Regions from separate parts of the Homo sapiens genome. Here regions 2 and 3 are each linked to region 1. Evidence: chromatin loops called from intact Hi-C (ENCODE). Cell type or tissue: PC-9. All regions are shown on one strand. Each heading gives the region's core, and the rest is flanking DNA. Links, peaks and the distances in the headings are about the cores only. Region 1 overlaps EPAS1 (endothelial PAS domain protein 1). Region 2 overlaps LOC105374584 (a long non-coding RNA gene). Region 3 overlaps PRKCE (protein kinase C epsilon).

Evidence for each region. A loop is a pair of places that touch in the nucleus more often than their neighbours do. Peaks named below come from ENCODE experiments on the same cell type or tissue, not always from the same donor. Only the 100,000 strongest peaks of a DNase experiment are listed, where the experiment ranks them.
Region 2: a loop joins it to region 1, with 2.8 times the contacts of the local background. A loop is called at or near these places in 3 of 110 quality-filtered maps.
Region 3: a loop joins it to region 1, with 8 times the contacts of the local background. A loop is called at or near these places in 11 of 110 quality-filtered maps.

Annotation. Positions count from the first base shown.
Region 1 is chr2:46,361,751-46,368,530 of GRCh38, forward strand. All of the region lies in intron 6 of EPAS1 (endothelial PAS domain protein 1), which reads left to right. Among named protein-coding and RNA genes, the nearest start is that of LINC01820, 29 kb to the right of the region's middle. In PC-9, for the core only: CTCF peaks have their summits at 3,327 (motif pointing left) and 3,527; DNase peaks (open chromatin) are centred at 1,980 and 3,301; H3K27ac peaks cover 795 bases.
Region 2 is chr2:46,646,576-46,653,355 of GRCh38, forward strand. LOC105374584 (a long non-coding RNA gene) reads left to right here. Exons shown (of 2, transcript XR_940058.3): 2 at 1,440-6,780. Among named protein-coding and RNA genes, the nearest start is that of CRIPT, 33 kb to the left of the region's middle. In PC-9, for the core only: CTCF peaks have their summits at 4,148 (motif pointing left) and 4,348; a DNase peak (open chromatin) is centred at 4,136.
Region 3 is chr2:46,176,731-46,183,510 of GRCh38, forward strand. The region is part of intron 14 of PRKCE (protein kinase C epsilon); the gene reads left to right. Among named protein-coding and RNA genes, the nearest start is that of EPAS1, 120 kb to the right of the region's middle. RefSeq lists an enhancer at 2,518-3,018. In PC-9, for the core only: a CTCF peak has its summit at 2,868; a DNase peak (open chromatin) is centred at 2,801; H3K27ac peaks cover 2,225 bases.

The DNA.
Region 1 (6,780 bases), core at 1,872-4,371:
TTGTTGAAAGAGTGCCTAAGACTGCTTAGGCATGTCATGCCATCTCGGGTTCTTAGCTCATTTAGAAGATTGAAGCAGGTGGGGAAGAGACTGGGGTTGTCATAGGAGGGAGTATTTAGATACCCTACAGCTCCTAACTCCCCCACCAGCCCTGCCTCTGGGACTGTGGAGCCTGATGATGGGAGGTAGGAGGAGGAAGATGGGGAGAACAGATGCCCGGAGCAATGGCCGGCCCCAGGGAGGGAAGGAAATGCAGAAGACTGGGCCCAGGGTAGGCCTGGCTTGAGTAAGCGCCACTGGGGCTTGCTGAGCAGCACCCCCCGCATGCGCCCTTCCTGGCAGAGATCTCCCTGCCTGACCTCAGCTTTCTGCAGCATCTAGAGCCGCCATGTGTCCCAGGGTGACAGTTCCTGTGGCAGCTCTTTGCCACCCCCAACTCTTTGCCACTCTTCTCTCATCTTCTAGGGTTTCTCCTCAGGAAACCCTCAGATCTCAGTTTCCCCTTCTCCAAAATAGAGATAACACTTTCTAACCTGTTTCATGGGGTCACTGTAAAATGAGATAATGGCTGTGCAAGCACTTTGAGAAGTCCAGACACCACAACACATGTGAGGCTTCTTGTTATTGCTTATATCTTACTTCCTGTCCTTGGCCTCCTCCAAAGCAAAATCTTCCACTAAACTCAAGGAGCTGAAACCACTTCTGAAGGCAGTTAGTGGCTGGGGGGCAGGAAGAGGAAGAATCTGACCCCCAGATCAGCAAGAATCTGCCTTGTCTTCCTCAGCTAGCAGGAAACCATGGAACCCCAGGAAAAAAAGCTCCTGCTCAGCCTCCCCTAGGCCTACCCACTTTTCTCTTATCAGCTGGACATCCCAAGGGCATCTGGTTTCTTCATGGGAGGGACCCTCCTCTCCAGGATGGGGTTTCTCTCCTCTGATTCCAGACCGGCCTGGTGTTGGTTGGTCGCCCCTTCTTAGAGTTGGCCACCACTTGTGGCACAATTTCAGAACTTTTGTAAAAGTATCCTTGAGTCATTCCTGTCCTTCAGTTCTGACCACAGTAGGGCCAGGATTCACAGCCTTTGGAGCTAGTGGGTAGTTATATAAGTAGAAAGAAATGCTCTAACCTCATAGGGAGAAAATGTCATGCATGAAGCCTTCCGTCCTGGAACTTCGACACAGTCACCATTTATTGTAATTGTTAGTGGTGGTGGTGGTGGTGGTGGTAGTGGTGGTGGTGGTGGTGGTGGTGGTGGTGGTGGTGGTGGTGATAATGATGGTGGTTCAAGAAGAAGATTGCACTTTTAGTGACAGGCACTGCAGGAATCCATGTTATAGGTAAGGTTATTTATCAGATGCAGTCTTTGTATTCAGGTGAACATTCTGGGCAGAAGACACAGCTTTGTGTACCTCAGTAGTCTTGTGAGATAACATGGACAATCCCACTGCATAGCCCCTGTGTCACTGGCTTTGAGGTGAAGTGGCTCAAGCCGACGTAGCCATATAGCCTGGGAGCATATATAGTGCTGGGGATGATGAAAGTCAGATACGTGCTTCACCCTGGTGAATGAAGCACATCCGTAACATAACTCCATAAGCACTGGGAAAACCCTACTGTCCTAGAAAATAACTTGGCATCCCTACATAATAGAAAAGAGATTTTTTTTAAGCTTAAGATTTTGATCCTTGTTACAGTGAGAAGAAATCCTCTGGAAGGGGTAATTCAGCCTTATCCTTTATTCATTATCTTGGTTTAAATGAGTTTCAGGTAATTTTCTGAAGGTACTAACCTTTGGACAAAAGAAGAGGGGGAGAAACACAAGGAATTGGATGTCTAAATGTGGCTGGAGAGGAAATGTACATAGAAAGGGGAAAGATGCTGTGCTGACTTCTTAGTTTGGCTCAGGGCTGGTAGCCAGAGTAGCTTCTGGCTTAAAGGAAGTATCAAGCCTCGTGATTTAGGGCTTTGTGACTCATAATGTAGAGGGTGATATTGCTTATAAGTTCTGCGAGACACACTGCATTTTCAGCAAAATCTTGCCTTTCAAGAAACCTAATTACATGGCCCCAAGTCTGAATTCAGTGGTGCTGGAGAGCTGCATGTAGAAGCATTTAAAGACATAGAATGCTGTGTCACACAGAAGTTGTGTTTAACCGATTAGCAGATTAGTTAACAAGGGCACAGACATGGCTTAGACAGTTGATGAAGTGACTATTTTAAGTCCTTAATCCCTAAGTGTTATATCTTAATTGCTTTGATGAGGCCTGAGATATTTTTGGTTTTGGTAGCTTGTTTTGTTTTCACTCTTTGTGGTGGGATGGGGAGAAGCATATGCACATGCACACATATATACACTCTCCGCCTCAATTCCCCTTTAGAGACAAATCCTGCAAAAACCAATGCCTGTCCAAGATACCTAATGGGGTGAGGGGTTCTCCATTTTAATCAGGAAATTCACTAGGTTTAATGACATCTGAGACACACAAGGTGCTGTGATTCCCACAAAGGGGATTGTTTTCCTACAAGAAAAGTTAGAATCTGAAGAAAATGTATGGCAGTTAGAATCCACAAAATCAATTTTGAAGCAGTTTGGTACTTGTCTTATATATACTGAGACCACAGACACAATCAAGCAAAAAAAGAAAAAGGGTCATGGAGAAAAAGATGAAAACCGACAGGAAAGAAGGGAGAGAAAAGACAACTCTAATTTTACATTGAACTCTCAGGTCAAATCAGTTGAATCTGAAACAACCTATTCTGAAACATCTGAAATAGAATAAAGGAATACAGATGGTTCAAAATGCATTTGTCCTCCTGTTAATGAGGGATCAGAGTACCATATTAAGTCCTGCATTAATTGTTTTTAAAATAGTAAATACTTTTAAAAGTAAATTTCATAACAATTCATGTCGGTCACATTTATGTACCTATGGTCAACTGCTCTAGACAAGGGGAGCAAGTTGAGTAGCAGGGTAAAAGAAAAATATCCTGATTATTAATGGAATTAATGATCTCTTCTTCATTTACGACTCAAACATAGGCAATATACTCTGTTTCCCGAAATACTGAGCAACCAGTTACGAACTGTCATTTACTGTGCATCTGCTATGTAACTGTGTGCCAGAGACCATTACATCAAAGTAAAAGAGATGATTCCTGATCTTCAGGAGTTGAGAGTTTGAGACATAAGCCATTTAATGAAACCACAGTGAATGGTACAAAATACAACATTCCATTTACCCAAAAGGAAGACAAAAGTTGTTCCCAAGTAGTTTAACTTTAAAATAGGGTGGTTCTTAAATTCATGTGGAGGTGCCATCTAGTGGTGAAAGAGGTAACTGTGAAGGAAGCCAAGCCGTCAGGGAGATAGAGGCCAGGCCTTTCTAATTATCATATAATCCCACTGCGATTTTGTCAGTTGTAGGAGTCTTCCTGTATCTTAGAAATAAATTATAAAACCAAATTATGTGGATAGGAGCAGTATCACCAGGGGAAGAGGTTTCAAAATTACAGTAAAAATTTCAAATCAACAAAGAGGGTCATACAATTTTTACAGGTAAAGAACTTTAGGGCAACCCTGTTTTGTCATTGCATTTAGGGAACATAGGACATATTAATATCAGGAGTTACAGTTGAATAAAGATGCCTACATTCCAAGTTCTGTGGATAAATTTATGGTGAATTGTTTTTCTACAAAGAAGTTGAGAATAAGTAAAAATGGTGAAAGTGAGGGAAACGTTGAGGATCCTAAAGATAATGTCAGTAAGGAGAACTATAAAGAGCCATAAGTGGTAAAACACACACACAACCTTCCTATGTATACTCTTACCCCTACAGGTACCCTGTAACACTCCACAGACAGGATAGAAATGGATTTCCCGTTAATTACAGAGCTGGTTGTATAGATTTCATATAACCATGTAGTATTTGAGGAAAACACAAGGCTTAAGTACTGTTTAAAGCAAACAAAATCTAGATGAAAATATATTAAAACCAACCGAAGGCACTGAAATCTGAGTTAGTGAACAGCGTACATATTAGTAAGGAAACGCAGTGTCAAAGCTTATAAGCACATATAGAAACCAAAATGAGATAAATCACGGGGTGCTGAGGAGAGGCGATGGGCAGAGTGTGGAAGGAAAGCAAGCCGACTTGAAGTATTTATTAGCAGATACATTCTTTGGAAAACAAATAGGTGGTTACAAAGTACTTAAAACTTTCATCCTCTTAAACAGTTTAAATACTCTCTCACCATCTTGCTTACATGATTAATTTACCTAGCAAATCCTTTACTCGTGTAGGGAACAGGGGTAAAAACTGCAGCCAGATCTTGCGTGACTCCAGGCGGTGGCATCTGAAGTCAGGCACCGTGGCGCTGCACCGCACGTGGACGGGTGCTGGCGATTACATGCGGGGAAGAAGAGCGAGCCTTCTCAGGCCTGTGGGTGGATTTCTTTCTGCCACTTGAGGTGGCAGCACTCACGCTGTAGCCAAGAGAATAATTTTTTTGCGAGCACTCTGCTGTAGGTGGTGTATTTTGAATAGAGCTTCTAAACAGTTTTGAGAGTAAAGAGCAATGAATCATTCATTTTACATTTTGAAGGCACATCTCACTCTGAAGTCCAGTGCTCAGAGAGCTGACCCACGTATTTACTTGGGGTAACACCAACTTCAGAATTTAACAACCCCCTTTAAAGCTGTATTTTCTATTTCCTTTCATCCTTCCTCTGCCTCCTTGTGGCTGACTATCTATCTGCATCTCTCTCCTCACTGCATCCTTGGTCTGCTGTTTTTTGACTTTATTATTAAAAAGTATCCTCTGTTCTTATGTTTGAAATCTGGTGAATTAAGTCCTTGTACATTTCTCTCTTCTCTTAGAACAGCCCTACTGAGTTGACTTTGAAATTTACGGGTGACCTCAAACTGATTTTCTTTTTCCCAGTGAGTCAGGGGTCCTTAATTAGAAAGAAAGAAAAAAAAATAGTTCCCTGGCCCCTGATGGAGAGAGCAGATGAACTTGTGTTATCACAGCCCAGCTCGGAAGGCTTGTCTGGAGCCTGGGGGAAATGAGCGGGGAAGGCCCTTGTGTGCCGTAGGAGCGACCTTATAAACAAGCTCGGTTCATTAACCTCCCCACTGGCGTCTACGTGCCTGCACGTGGGGGCGAATGACCATGAGCTTTAAGTTGGGGTTTCCTGGCTTTGTGAAGTTTGACAACTCAAATGTTCTTCAATTGTGTTTGGGATGTGGTGTATTTCCCAGTTTTTATAGTAGTCTGTTTAAAGGAATGAAGAAAGACATTAAATATTTATTTTAGTTGACAAGATAAATGAAAGCTGCTACTGGGAAGATATCTGGCAGTTCTGAAATCTAGGTTTGTTTTTCCACTTCCAAAACATGCCCATTGTATGCCTTTGAATGGATGATACATTAATTAGATAAACATTTTATTATGAGGCAGATTATAATAAACATCTACTTTGAACATTTTAATTTAAAGATTCTAATCTCGAAAGGAAATTTAATTCCTTCAGAGAGTAGAAAGACATCTTTCCTAGAATGCCAGTAGGCTCATTTTGGAGGGTCTCTAGAAAATTCTAGACCTGCCCAGGAACAGAAGCAGTTTATCTGGCAAGTCAGTGAGCCTGCAGATGGCCAGACCATTGTTAGCAGGGCTTACTCATGCAGTTCTAGTTCCCAGGCTAAGCTTGAAAGTCATCCGACCCAGCAGCGAAGCCATTTGATCGTAGGACCAGCACTGTTCTGTCTCCTTGTTCCCCCCAGTCTCCACCTTTGCCAAGGTGTACTTGGGCGCCAGCCCCAGGGTCAGGTTGCCAGATAATGTATCCATTGCTAATGAGTTCAGAGACCTCTCTGCTCAGGGCCAAGCGACGGGACAGATCCTTCTGCTCTGAGACTGGCTGGCTGGCACAAATGAGCTGCTAGGATCTCACTGGAGAAATCTCCACTGGGCTGAATCAGCTGAGACCTAAGCCTCTCAGCCCTGTTGAGCTGCTCCTTGTTTGACAAAGGCTTTAACCCCCAAATTCTCACCCAAGCAGAGAACTTGCCTCTTCTCTGCCCACTTCAAAACCAGATGACTTACAGAATGAAGAAAGGATGGATAGACTATCATGACAGGTTCTGTGTGTGTGTGTGTGCGCGTGCATGTGTGCGCACACACATTGAGACAGTTAATCATATTATTCTAGAAAAAAAAAGTAGATCCTTAGTGCCCAGGTTCCTTAGCAGTGCTGGGATAAACAGGTGTCTGTTTGTACCGTAGGTTCAAAGAGAAAATCAATCTACTGGTCAGCTGTTGAGGTTTTTACTAAGCACCCGTTATAGAGGAAGCAAAAGGAGAAAGTGGTCCCTGAGTTCAGGGGTTGACAGCCTAGGATGTGAGGAGACAAATGCATAATTTTCTGTAATATTGTGCATACTCCTTAGGACTTCACGAGAGACGTTGTGCTGGAGGAACTGGAGAGGGCTCTGTGGAGAAGATGAGGCTTTAGCTGGTCCTGGAGGTGTCAGGGCTTGGAGAAGAGGGGAGAAGAGAAGGCATAAAGCTTCTGCAGCAAGAATGAGTTTTCCAGGCATAGGGAACTGAGGGGAGAGGGGTCTTCCATGACAGAGGGTACATAACATTTTACAGATGAGTTGAAAATCAAATTGCTCAAAAGATGGAGAGTAGGTTCTGGGGGGACTTGGAAGTTACGCAGCATTTACTGTTGGTGTGGTTGGCAAAAGTGAAAGCTGTAGATACTTAAATAAGAGTAT
Region 2 (6,780 bases), core at 2,708-5,207, 290 kb after region 1:
AGGCACTTAGCTCTGGATGCCCGACTGCAGAAAATACCAACAGCCAGTAGAAAAACTGCACCAATGCTGGGGGTCCTATTTTAATTATTCTAGAAAAATTCACTTTTTGCTCAGTGTTTGGTTTCATTTGGGGCTGACCTCCTTTCTTGCAGGCCCTAGATTCGTGAAATCTATATTAATCAGCAGAATAATATTAGCCAATTCCTTACCTCGTTTTTCCTTCCCCTCATTTGGACAGCTAGCCTGGTTTGTACTCCTTATCTCAGAGATGAGATGTGATAATAAGAGGCAGAGAAATAAAAGTATGTTCCTGGCTTTTGGATTCAGAAGTTGCCCTTATGGGAAGGAAAAAACAAACAAATGTGGCATAGATAAAATATTTGGAAGAAAAGATAACAAGAGTAGAAAAGAGTTTCTTAGGGGGAGGAAGTGAATTCATGGGAAGGTACAGAGGGCAGAGATGTTTCTGGATCCTGTGTGCTACTTCACCCTGGGAAGGTGACACAATTGCAGATGTTTTTGTGAGACTTGGGAGCAGAAAAGACATGTTCTTTGCATCCTCAGTGAAGCCCCAGAGGAGAAATGGGTGCATAATGGGTCCCCACTGAAGAGAACGTAGGCAGATGTGCAAAGTTTCCCATGCCCCAGTGAGAAAGAAGCATGTCTCTTCATGCCCAAGAGCACATCAGAGAAATGGAGAGTGCTCCTGAATCCGAAAGGGTCACACAGACAAGAGTGAAGAATGTCTCAATAAATACCAGTGTGGAAGAATGATCTTGAGGACCACATCCTTCACTCTCTCTCCTTCCCCCCTCCCTTTCTGCACATCTTGCATCTCAGAAGCCCCCTCCCGGAAACTAGATACAACTCCAGGGGAAGGTGAGGTTGAAATCCACAAGTTCACTGAGATAAAGTTTCTGACAATGCAAAGAAAGGGAGGCTTGAAATCAAAATTAGTTTCTATTTCTTACATAAATGTCTGGACTAGAATTGTGTCCACTGCTCAGATCTTACTTATATTCAGGGATGACGTATCTCATGGAAGAACAGGGCTCAACGAGCCACTTAAATGTCTTCCTATCAAATGTTAAGGTTCTAGAAACCAAATGGTGGGTATATTATCCAACATATGCCGTGAAAGCAGAGCCAATCCTGGGGGAAAGCTTCTCTCCTAATGGTAAGGTGTCCATATCCTCTGCCCCAAGAACCAAGACAAGTGATCTGACAAGTGTGAAGACTGCTTTTCAACATGAAAAAGAGTTTTCTTAAACTCAAGCATGATATTGGCTCTACTTTGAATATCAGTTACGAAAATTCATAACGAGCTGAGGTATCTTCACTAACATTGCAAATTAATTTCTTGTATTCATCACAATGACATTTATGTGTATTTGAAAAGTAATCCATATGGATGAGCATATTTTTCATTCACTCTACAGACGGAACATGCACGCTGGTTTGCAGATCCCTTGCAGTGACTCTACAGCTCCCAGGAATCTGAGGTTCACAAGGTGAAACCTACCAGGCCAAACAATTTAAAATTGGTTTTGTTTTGAAAATCCAGTAAGTATGATGGCAATGTCTTGCAGAAATTCCTCTTTTAGTATTCCAGTCTGTGGGCTCTGGCAGAAGTAATAGTCTGCTGCAAACAGATCACTCTTTTTTGTTTGCAAAGTCTTCGTACCAGCTGAATCACAGCTTGCTTTTCACTTTTCGTAACACCTTGCAACATCGCAAAATATTTGCTGGAGTTTGTGAAGGGCGGCTGCAGAATTAGTAAACTGAAAGGAGGCCTTCCTTTACTCCCACCCCTGTCAGCACCTTCTGTTCTAGCAGACCGAAAGGCAGCTTGAGAACTCTGATTGCTTCTCTAGATTATGACAATTCTTGGCACCATCGCCCGGGGCAAGAATGGAAGCAAAGGAAACATTATGGAGTTTTGCAGGTGCCAGTACATAATATTGTCACTTTACAAAATTGAATTTATAAATGACTTCATGAAGGTGAGTTGCTATGGTAACCAGCCTTCTCAACTTTTATATCTGGAAGTAAGGATCATATGGCCCCTTCTGTTTGGGACTATGTATTCTGGGTTTAATGAATAACTACCCATCCTCTAACTTCTAGTTAACTAGGCTCATGGGATGCTAGACCAGGAAGCAACATTAGCAACCATCTCATTCCACCTCCTTCATTCATAGATGGGAACTGAGACACAGAGAAGTGGCACTACACAGCTAACGTGTGTCAGCCCTGAGCCTATGGTTTCTCACTTAGTTTTCTTTTTTTCACAATGAGTGATTTTTGCAAGCCAGTTTAGTTATATATTGTTATTTTTAAACATTTTAGATTGAGAGGGTCCATATGCATATTTGTTATATTGTGTGCTGATGGGGATTGGGCTTTATGTTAGTCAGGGTTCTCCAGAGGAATGTTTTCTTGCTTAGTTTTCTAGTGCTCTTTTCTTTCTGCCACACTGAATTTCTGAAGGGACGCACCCAGCTTCCACGAGTGGATAAGAGACATGGAACCACAGTTAGACACAGGGCCACTGTCACTTCTTACTGAGATGTTAAAACAAGTCCTGTCCATGTACTGGTGTGTGAAGTGTCTAATTTTCTCTATCAGAATTATTACAAATTCCACATGACAACAACTTCCACTGATTCAAAATGATGTATGGGGGGACAGTGTGGGGAGGTGGGGAATGACCTGAGGAAACGTGATCTAGTATTGTGGTTCCATAGTCTAGCATACATAGATTAGCAATCTGCAAAGAATTAGACTGTACCCGAATTGTAGTGAGCATAACGTAAACTTCCTTTAGTCACTCAAAAAAATATATCTTTGGTTTTTTAAAGTCTAGTTTCTTGAACAATAATTCCTGTTGCATAAATACATGAAAAGGTGCTTCGGATAACAGCTTTTCTTCCAGTTAAGAAATCACCAGGCCACAGAAGATTTAGCTATTAGGATTTTCCATAGATTCTTGGAGTGAAGAATGGCAGAAGCTTAAGAGTATTTAGTACATTCTTCTAAAAGCAAAACAAAATGCCAAATTAAAACTAAACAGTGAAATTAGAGTGTTCGTTCACTTTAAAGAGATATGAATACAAACACTGGATCCTCAACAGTCTTTAAACATTGCAGATCACCTGGATATCTTGTTAAAATGCAGATTCTGGTTCAGGAGGTCAGGGAAGAGACCCAAGATTCTGCATTGCTAACAAGCTGTCGGGTGGTGTCAATGCCGCTTGTCCTTGGTCTATACCTTGAGTAGAAAGGGACTAGTTAACTTGCTGTCTCCTTGAATGTGTTTTCTGTGAGGGTCAGCCCTGACCACCCCAGTCACAGGAATCTTTCTGGCCTCCGGATTCCTAGTGCTCATATTGTATATATCGTCCACAAGGTACTTAGGTACTGTTGTATATTGGTATGTCCCATATGTGCATGTCTTCTGTCCCCAACCAGATTGTAAGCCCATCTGTGTTTGCTCAGCCCTGTGTGTGCAACAGAGGTGCTGAATGAAGACCTATCGATGATTGATTGATACGTTAAAGATTATTTCCTCCTTCCTCAGAATGCTACACTTCGCTCATCAATGGAGCTCAAGATGTAAAAGTCTGGTTTAAGAGACATTGAATCTATTCTGCCTTTTATTATCCCTTTCTTATAAGTTGACTTTTAAGAAATCAATGACTGTGTGGAGAGTTCTAACTGGGTACGTAATAAAATAACCAACTGTGGGGGTGGGCAGGGGGCCCTATCGCACCAGGAAGCTTGTTTATTGGTTGCATTAGACCACTAAAGTGGAAGCACTGAGATATTCTGGAAAGAACACAGCTTGGGGGCCAACAGATCTGGGTTCAGAGCCTTACTGCATCACCTACAAGTTGTGTCTCTTTAGAAAATTTACTTAAAATTACTGGGAATTTATTTCATCATCTGTACAATGGGCTACTTTTTTCTGTGATTGTTGTAAGAATTGTAATAACTGTTAAATTGCCTAGCATGGTGCTCAGTACAAGATGTTACACTCTCGGCGGAATCACTTCCAAGTCAAATTGGAAATTGACTGTTAGCCACCCATCACTCTGGTTTGAGAAAGCTGGTGGGATAGTTTACATGCATGGCATTAGCGCCATCTAGTGGTGTGTTACTGCCTACGCTTCCTTACGGAATTCTCTCTTCCAGTACCTTTGAATGGCCACTTAATTTATTCATTTTATTCAACAAGCATTTATTGAATGCCTACTGTGTGCCAGACACTGATTTGGCAGCTGAAGCTACAACAGTGAACAAGATAGATCATGGTCCCTGCCTTTAGGGAGTTTGTGGTCAGGTGGGAAGATAGAAATAAAATAATTACTGAAATAAAATTTGAATTCAACTTATGAAAAGCACTATGAAAGAGTACAGTAGCCTGTGAGTTTATAATAAGGCTTCCCTAGGGAAGTGACATTAAAGGTAAGAAGCATAGAATCCAGTCAGGAGACCACATCAGGCAGGTAACAGCTGCCCAGCGGCACCTCCCTGGACACATTTACCCCATCAGGATCAGGAACCTGCCAGTCTGTCAGGAGCTCCCATCTTGAACTGAGGCCTGTTTCATCAATCATCTAATGTCTATCACATCCCACTCTGTGCAAGTCACTTTACGTACGCCACTGCGGACTTTCTCATGTTATCCTTTTACAGGCGATGTGCAATGAGGTTAAGTAACTTATACAAGGACATAAAACGGCATGTCAGAGTCAAGATTCACACCAGATCTTTCTGCTCACAGCGCCCATGCTCTTTCCTCTACTGAAGCTGTCTCCCAGATGCCAAGCCCAGATCTCTTTATTCTGCATTATGCTGCTTGCCTTGACAGAAAGGAAACCATTAGAAGTGCTTGGGGAGAACGAAAATGCAGAGGGAGGGCGGGAAAATTAAATAACAGCCCAGTGGGTCATGTGTGAAGGGCAGAGAGGAAACTGCTGACTTGGCTAGTTATGTTCTTCTGGTGTGATTTTAGGAAAGTAAACCCAAGAGATCCCTTTCATCAGGAAAGAGAGTATCCCTAATAATGTTGCTTATACTCTTGTGGTTTAAAATGTGTTGCAGCTGCTGCTAAATTGAAATGATTTGGGGGATCATTTGGAGAAGAGAGGTTATCCTCTGGAAATCTATAGGAAGTTGCAAGGATTAATAACCACTAAGGAGCAGAACATTGCTGGGTCAGAAAATAGCTGCAGGACTTAGAGGTTTTCTGCAACACAGGACTTTCAGCTTCAAAACTGGGACATTCTCATGGCAAACTATGGCGATTGGTCACCTGGCAGTGAGCCAGACTGGGAGGATCTGATGTACCCATGGAAGTTAGGCCGAAACACTTATTGAAATCTGGGGTCAATTTGAGGCCTTGGCCACAGACCAATGCAGAAAAGGTGGGCAAAGCGTGGTACAACGAGTACCTTGGTACTCAGTCCCTAGATTACCAACCTAGAGCACCTGCTGTAGGCCTTGCATGCAGAATTAGTTGGCCCCAGTTCTGAGGGAGGGCTCAGGCAGAGGACAAGAATGATCACAGAATCAGGCCACTCTGTGCTTCAGCTTCCTTATCTGCAAAATTGGATAAATAGCAGCACTTTGTGCCTAAAACTGCATGTGAGATCTGTTAGTTAATATGTGTAAAGTGCTCAGAATGGTGCCTGGTCCATATGAATATAGGAAGTATCACCATGGAATTCTCAGGAAGAGAAACAGGTGTGTGGCCCTGGCTGGATCATGTCTATGATAGCTCAGTTTTCCATCTGTAAAATGAAAATCAAAGTCCCTGCCAAAGCTTTCAGAAGAAACAGAACAAGACACAGTCAACAAGGAAAGAAGTCACAGATAGTAGGTAGGAACTTGTGCTCTGAAATCAAACCCCCTGGATTACATCCAGCTCTGCCTCTTAGATGTTCATTTATTTATCTGCCATACCCCAGCCACCACCGCAAGACCCAAGAAACCAGGGTTGAAATGCCAGGCACCAAAGCTGCTGCAGCCATCATCCAAACCCTCCACACAGACCAGTCACTGGCCCCAGTCACTGGCCCAAGGCAGGGTGGAGCATCCAGACAAGGTGGGGAATGGAATTTGCCCAATAATGGATGCCAATGATTTGAGGAAGACAGCAGCCAAGGGAGAAATGGAAATGCAAACCAGGTACAAACACCAATGGGCCCGGCGCTGTCCTGAGCACTTTATGCATTAGTTCATCTAGTTCTCCTGGCAGTCTTATGAAGTAGGCACTGTTATTCACCCCATTTTACAGATGAAGAGACTGGGGCGCACAGTGGCTATAACTTGCTCAACTCACAGAGCGAGCCAGAACTCTGGGCAAGTTTGTTGACATTTCTAGTCCCTAGTTCCTCTCAAAAGAATGAGGGTAATAAGTTATGACATCTCCTCATAGATTTGTTATGCAGATTAGATGGGATAGTCTATACACAGCACTTAGCAAAGGATCAGAAACATTTTAAGCACTCATACTTAAACCCAAAGTCACTCACTAGGTAATTGGCGTGATAAGATACATGGGCTATAATTACCAAAAATATAGCTGGTAATTTAAGAAAATGGCCAAATGTGCAAGGTAGTAAAAGTCTAGGGTGGGGCAGGGGACATAAAATACCATAGGAACTGAGGAACAGGGGGTCAGGTCTGAAGAATCTGTTTTGCATGAGACACTTTGTAGGCCTTTGGAGAGAAATTGTGAGGAGGACTTGAAGGACGGACAGTTGGCCCCCAAAC
Region 3 (6,780 bases), core at 1,575-4,074, 190 kb before region 1:
GTGGGACTTGATGTCACCTATGTGAGAGGGCTGTTTCAGGGGCCAGGTCAAAGGGCTCTGGTCCTGATCCTGTGCTAAACAATATTTGCATGAGTGTCCCAACAGAGAGATAGGAGGCATGCCAATCAAATTTTAGGATGACATAAAGCTGGAGGATACAGCAGATAAGATGGATGATAGAATTAAAATGGCATTTGCATTGTATTTTAGGGTTTATCTGAGCTTTACCTATAACCCTCAGAAAGCTAGGTATGTCTGTTATCTCTACTTCCTAGGTAAATACACTGAGATTCAGAGAGGTAAGTTGCAGAATCATGGTGATCTTGACAGGCTAGAAATATGTCCCAAAATAAGAAGAAATCAAGTGTAAAGGATTACGTTTGGATTTTAAAAACCAATTTCAGGCCGAGTATGGTAGCTCACACCTGTAATCCCAGCAGTTTGGAAGGCTGAGGTGGGAGGATCACTTGAGCCCAGGAATTCAAGACCAGCCAGGACAACACAGCGAGATTTCATCTCTCTACTTTATATACTTAAAAAAATTTTTTTAAATCAATTTCAGAAAAATAAGATTGGAGTTTGTATTAGTTGCCCAGGGCTACCATAACAAAGTACCAAAACCTGGGTGGCTTATCTAACAACAGAAATTTATGATCTCATGGTTTGAGGCTAGAAGTCTGAAATCAAGGTGTTGGCAGGGTCTTGCTCCCTCTGAAACCTACAGAGGAATCTTTCCTTGCCTCTTTCAGCTCTGGTAGCCACAGACTTTCACTGGCTCGTGCCACACAGCTTCAGTCTTCACACATATGTCCCTGTGTCTCTTCCCTCTGTGCATGTCTGTCTCTGTGTCCAATTTCCCCTCTTATAAGGACACCAGTCATATTGGATCAGGGCCCACTCTAATGACCTCATCTTCGTTTGATTACGTCTGCAAAGAACTTATTTCCAAATAAGACCACATCCTGTGGTACTGGGGGTTAAAACTTCACATATCTTTTTGGGGAGACACAATTCAACTCATAACATGGTAAAATTGGATTGATACAACTAAGATAGTGTCAATGTTTTCTCATAGCTACTTAAGAAATTATAAAACATTGATACTATCTTAGACAATGTTAATGTAATTTAAGGGTTCACGCCAAGTAGAAAGTAACACCACTGCACTTGGCACTGTTCAGACCGCAGAGGCAGGAACTGAGCAGTCACTTCTGGCCACTACCAAGGATATGGATTTAAAAAAAAATGGCTGGGCATGGTGGCTCACACCTGTGATCCCAGCACTTTGGGAGGCTGAGGCAGGTGGGTCACCAGAGGTCAGGAGTTCGAGACCAGCCTGACCAACAGGGAGATACCCCATCTCTACTAAAAATACAAAAGCTAGCCAGGCGTGGTGGCACATGCCTGTAATCCCAGCTACTCAGGAGGCTGAGGCAGAAGAATTGCTTGAACCCGGGAGGCGGAGGTTGCAGTGAGCCAAGATTGTGCTATTGCACTCCAGCCTGGGCAACAAGAGCGAAACTCTGTCTCAAAAAAAAATAGAGCACTGCCATGGACTCCCAGTAGAAAGTTCCATGGGCAGTCCAGTGCCAGATGACCCCTCTATACATTTTGACCTGTTTACTGTAAAGAAAATCCAAAAGTATGAACATTTCTTGGCTAACAAAATTATAAAGAGGAAGAAGGGATGACAGATGATTATGTTTAGAGAAATTTTTAACTTGAGAGTTAGATTCTCATTTTTGCCAGGCAGGGCACTATGCAGTGATACCTTCCTTATTTCATTTAACTTCACACATCAGTATGTGTGTGTAAACATATACACATATATTCTTTTAATTCGAATGTATGGCTATGAAGAATATATGTATCTATATGAGGATCTAGTTAATGGTGAGGAAGTGTTCTAATTGTTTAAATTCTTTTTCTTTTAGAATATTTAAAAGAGAAAAGTGGAGCATAGACAAGAATATGGACATTTCAAAGCTAGGACGGACTTGGGATTTGGCTGTTATAGTGACTAAAATTATTTCCGGCCAATGAACGTTAAGTATCTGCTGTGTGCCCTGCCTTGCAGTAGGTACCTTGAGGGGTATGATGGGGAATATAATACACATGAAATAGCAGAAGGGGCTAAATGCATGATCCAGACAGTGCCATAGGAGCCGGGAGGAGGGCAGGGTGGAAGGAGACTGGAGTTACGGAAGTCATAAGAAGGAGCCTCACGTGGGACCTAGAAGGATGCTGGCATTTAGGAGACCACGTAGAGACAGCATGTCTCAGTTCAGGTCACACCCCATGAGGCAGAGGACCTCTGGGTTGGGGTCACTATGCTACTTGTGCTGTTGCTGTCACGCCAAGCAGAGTTAAGGGGGAAGGCAGGGACCAATAAGGCAGCCACATGAAAGCTAGCCCTATGCCCCAGCCTGTAAGATCAGGGAGTTTTCTCAGTGCTTTAAAACAAAGTCATCTGTTGATCTCCTGGGAATCAGATGAAGACAGAAGCAGACACTGCTGGCTCCTCCGAAAGCTCAAGTTTATGACGTCAGCACAGTGAGGGCTGTGAGAGATTGTGCTGGCCAGACAGGAAGTAAGCATTGACGCTGCCTGCCTACCTCTGCCCTGGGCTCCCAACACCACCACAGCCGCTGAGTCTCTAGGCCTCAGAGCTGCCTGAGCTCTGAGGCAGGCCCAGTCTCTGAGAGGGATCTGGACTGACCTGAAACTCTTATTTCCTCCCTTCCTGACTACAGACACCAAAAATGTGCCCTTCCCCCAGAGTCAGTCCCAGATTTCTCAAATCTAAGACCTTATTTCTGAAATGATGCCAGAGGGAATCGGAATGTTGTTTTCCTCTAACATCAGCCACAGGGGTCAGACATACCCACAAAGTCCCTAAACATATCTGTCTTGATGGAATTTTCCCAAACCCTGGTCGAACCTGTTTGTTTCTATCTTGTGTCAGCAATTAGAAAACTCTAGTGCCCCAAGTCCTGGGAGAAGAAATTTCATTAATTGGGCCTAAGCCTACCTGTTTTGCAGACCCCATGGGCCTAGTGATGGTCTGGGATGCCTGGCTCTAGGCCCTTCATGAATCAGACTACAGCCATCCCCCCCAACTCCCTGCCTCCACTTCCCAAAATCAAAACACCCCCTGACAGCACAGCAGCCCCTGACCCTGAACCCAGATCACGTTACTGGCTCTAGATAAAGTAGCAGCAAGAGAGGTGCATTTATTAATTTTTTCTAGCAGATATCTATGGAGTATGCAGTATGTGCCAGGCATTGTGCTAGGCTGGGGATAGAATGGTGAGTTCAACCCAGTCTCTGCCTGCAAGGAGCTCATAGATTAGTTGAAAAGAAGAGGCCTCCTCAGTGTGGTGAGTACTAAGTTAGGAGAGATGGTGAGGGCACCCACAAGAAGCTTTGCTCAAGCAGCCCTGGAGGGATGAGGAGGGTTCCTGAAGAAAGGGCATGTACATGGAGGTGGGGAAATTGCATGGATGTGGGGCAGAAGGCAGGGATAGGGGAGGGCATTCCAGGTAGAGGGCTAGCTATGCAAGGCTGGAGGCAAGAGAAAGCAGGAGGAAGCCCCATGGTTGGGCAGTGCCAGGGAGATGAACCTGGGGGATGAGGCAAGGACAAGCTCCTGAAGGGCCTCAGAAGCAGGTGAGCGAAAGAACTCAGGACTTTACCCCAAAAGCCGTGATGTGCAATGAAGCATCTCAATTGCTGGAGGAAGCACTAGGATGTTCAGGCAGGCCCAGGCTCAGTCCTAGTTCAGGATTTGGAGGCACAGAAAGAAAGGTAAGACTCAGCCCCTAACTTCAGGAAACTCACTGATGGGCAGATACCATGCACTGTGTTGGGAAACAACCAAGCTGTGCATGATGCATGCCCATGGCACACGAATGCTAAGATTTGAAGGCATGATGGGAGCTATCATTTATTGAGTGCACTCTGTATGCCAGGTTCTGCAGAAGGAACCTAATATCACATCTCACTCAGTCCTCAAGGAAACCTATAGTGTGCCTGTTACCACCCCCGTGTGACAGATGGAAAGACCACGGCTTAAAGAGGTTAACTTCACAGCGTCAATAACCAGGAAAGGATGGCACCAGAATGAGCTCAGCCGGTGATCTTCCTCCTACTCTATTCAGCCTTCCCTAAGTGTGGGCCAAAGGTTGTAGAAAAGGCTTCACGGATTAGGAAGGGACTGGCGAGTTAGAATGTTGTTCCCTGTGTCCCACTGTCATCTCTCAGGCTCTGCAGTGGGGGCCAGGAGCCTGACATTTAGGCATTAGGGGAGGCAGGGATGACTGAGGATCAGGATAAACAAGTGTCTCTGAGAGCCTGCCCCTCAGAATCTTTAAGTCGAGTCCAGTGCCTGCTCTGTGCGGGAGGTAGCAGCTTTTCAAAGAATAAAATCAGCGAGTAAAGAATATAATCTGCAGTTCTTTGCAAATTTGACGATGCTGTGCTGCCTACATACCATTAATAGGGGATGGGTTTTCCCAGAGATGTTTGCTTTGGAAAACTCCCAAGCCTCTACTGTTAACAGTTAGAGATTGCACATAGTGGGGATGGTTATTTGAATTAGAAATGGGTAACTCACATGCACCTGAAATGTCTCCAAGTAAAGTAGGGTAGGGGCCAAGTTGTATAAGGAGATGGGTGAGCCAAGTCTGTAACGATCATGAAGAATGGCATACTCTCTCAAATGCCACAGATGATTCTGGAACCTCAAGAATCTCAGAGCTGAGCTAAATGGCTCTCCAAGATAGCCCACCATGGAGCTAAGGTCCTCTGGAATGACACCACTAGCAGTATTGACTGAGCCTGGTTCCCTGATTCACAACAGCAAGTCGTGAAATTCAGACATCCTGTAGGATCTAGCTTTACCACTATGCTCAGTTGACCTCAAGAAATGAAACCAGCTTCCATGATTAACAGACACTAATGACCAACAGGTGAAACACAATCAGGTAAATGGGGAGAGCCAGTGCCAGAGGGCTTACAGATTTTCTGAAGTTCTTCATACACAGGTTCCCCTCATTAGCAGCCATCTGGGAGGGAGCTGGGGATGATTCTGAAACCTGGAGAATCCCGGTCACTATATCATACATTAGTTGAAAAGAGGGAGCCTCCTCAGTGTGGTGAGTGCCAAGTTAGGAGAGATGGTGAAGGCATCTCCTGCCTACACGCCTTGTACAGCCAGCCCTCTGCCTGGATTATACCGGTCTACCACATACCTGGGCAAGGCTCGTCCTTAGTGACGTTACAAATGGAATATTCTTCTTGCCCTATTCCTTGACTCTCTTTTTCTCCTTACTGCCACCCCTACTACTCCATTATCCCCTTCGGCTCCAGCTCCCCCGGCGTGGATGCTCCTGGCTTGCCTTCTGGGATGATACCCAGGGCTTCCCTAATTGTTGCCACAGCCTACCCAGCCCGCTCCTCCCTCTGGACTGACTCACTTCGCCAGGCACAGAGGGCCCATAGCCTGCAATCCTCCCCAGTCAGTGAATCCCTCCCCCTTCCACAGAGATCTTCAGAAGAGGTGTCGCCACACCCTTTGCCCAGGCGCCACCCTCCCGCGTCAGTGTGCGTCACCGTGGGGATGGTCTTTGTTGTTTCCCTCTCAAGCAGGGCCCTCCTTTTCCTCTTGTTCTGTACACACTGGAGAGGGAGAACAGATGGTCCTCCTGCCGGGGGCCAGCCCTCCTGGCAGAGGTGACCAAACCACCCGGCTTTCCCATCTCAGGGGCATCATGGACACCCCTCAGCTATAGGTTCTGTTTCTGGGGATCCCTTGGGTTTTCTGTGTGTCCCCCCCTTCCCCCTTCCAAGGTCTCTGAGACCTGCTGACCTATGCAGCTCAAGCCCAGAGAGAAGACACCAGGCAGGACTGGTGGTGCTAAAAGATGGTAGAAATCAGTTTGTCCCTCCTCCGTGCTGTTTGTGATTTTGATTTCAACCTGGGACGAGTTGAAAACAGTCCCCCGCGCAGCTCACCCGGCCCACGTTACCCACTATCTTCCCGGACTCACAGCTGTCTCCACCCATGCTTGCCTACTGGCAGGCCTTTCCGGCTTTATTTTGCCTAGTGGTGTTACCAAAATGTCTCCTGGTTGAACTTGACTCTTGTTATATCTTCCAATTTCTCCCGTGTCCAGATTTCCAGACCTTACCCACTGTGGAAGGCATCACACTGAAGCCCAGACATGAGTTCTGGGTCTGCTCTTACCCAGTCCAGTGACCCTGGGAAAGTCAACAAACCTCTCTGAGCCAGTTTCCTCATCTGCAGGATCAGGATGTTACCAGCCTGTTCTGAGGATCAAATGAGCGAATAAATGCAAAGATTCTTTGTAAACTGTAAACCAACATTCTCCAAACTGCATTCTGCAGACCCTGCTCTCAGGAGAGGTGTTCATAAACTATTTAGGAAAACAAAAAAGTTTTAGGTCAAGTTTGAGGAAGGCTAGCCTAAACAAAGCAAACTAGATTTCCTCACTCTAGAATTTCTCAGAGACTAACTTGCCAATGTGCATAGCAAATCTCCAAGAGCAGGGTAGAAAACATGGCTTTATGTCAAAACTGCTTTTTTCATGGACTACTTATTAACTTCTTTAGGTTAGTGGTTTCCACAGAGCATAGCATATATTAATATTATTTCTCCTACAAATAATAATGTGAATCTTTCCACAAGATTTATTCCATCATCCAAGTCACTAATCCTGGGTAATACCAGTTAATCAGTGTCTGAAAAAAGTATTGCTG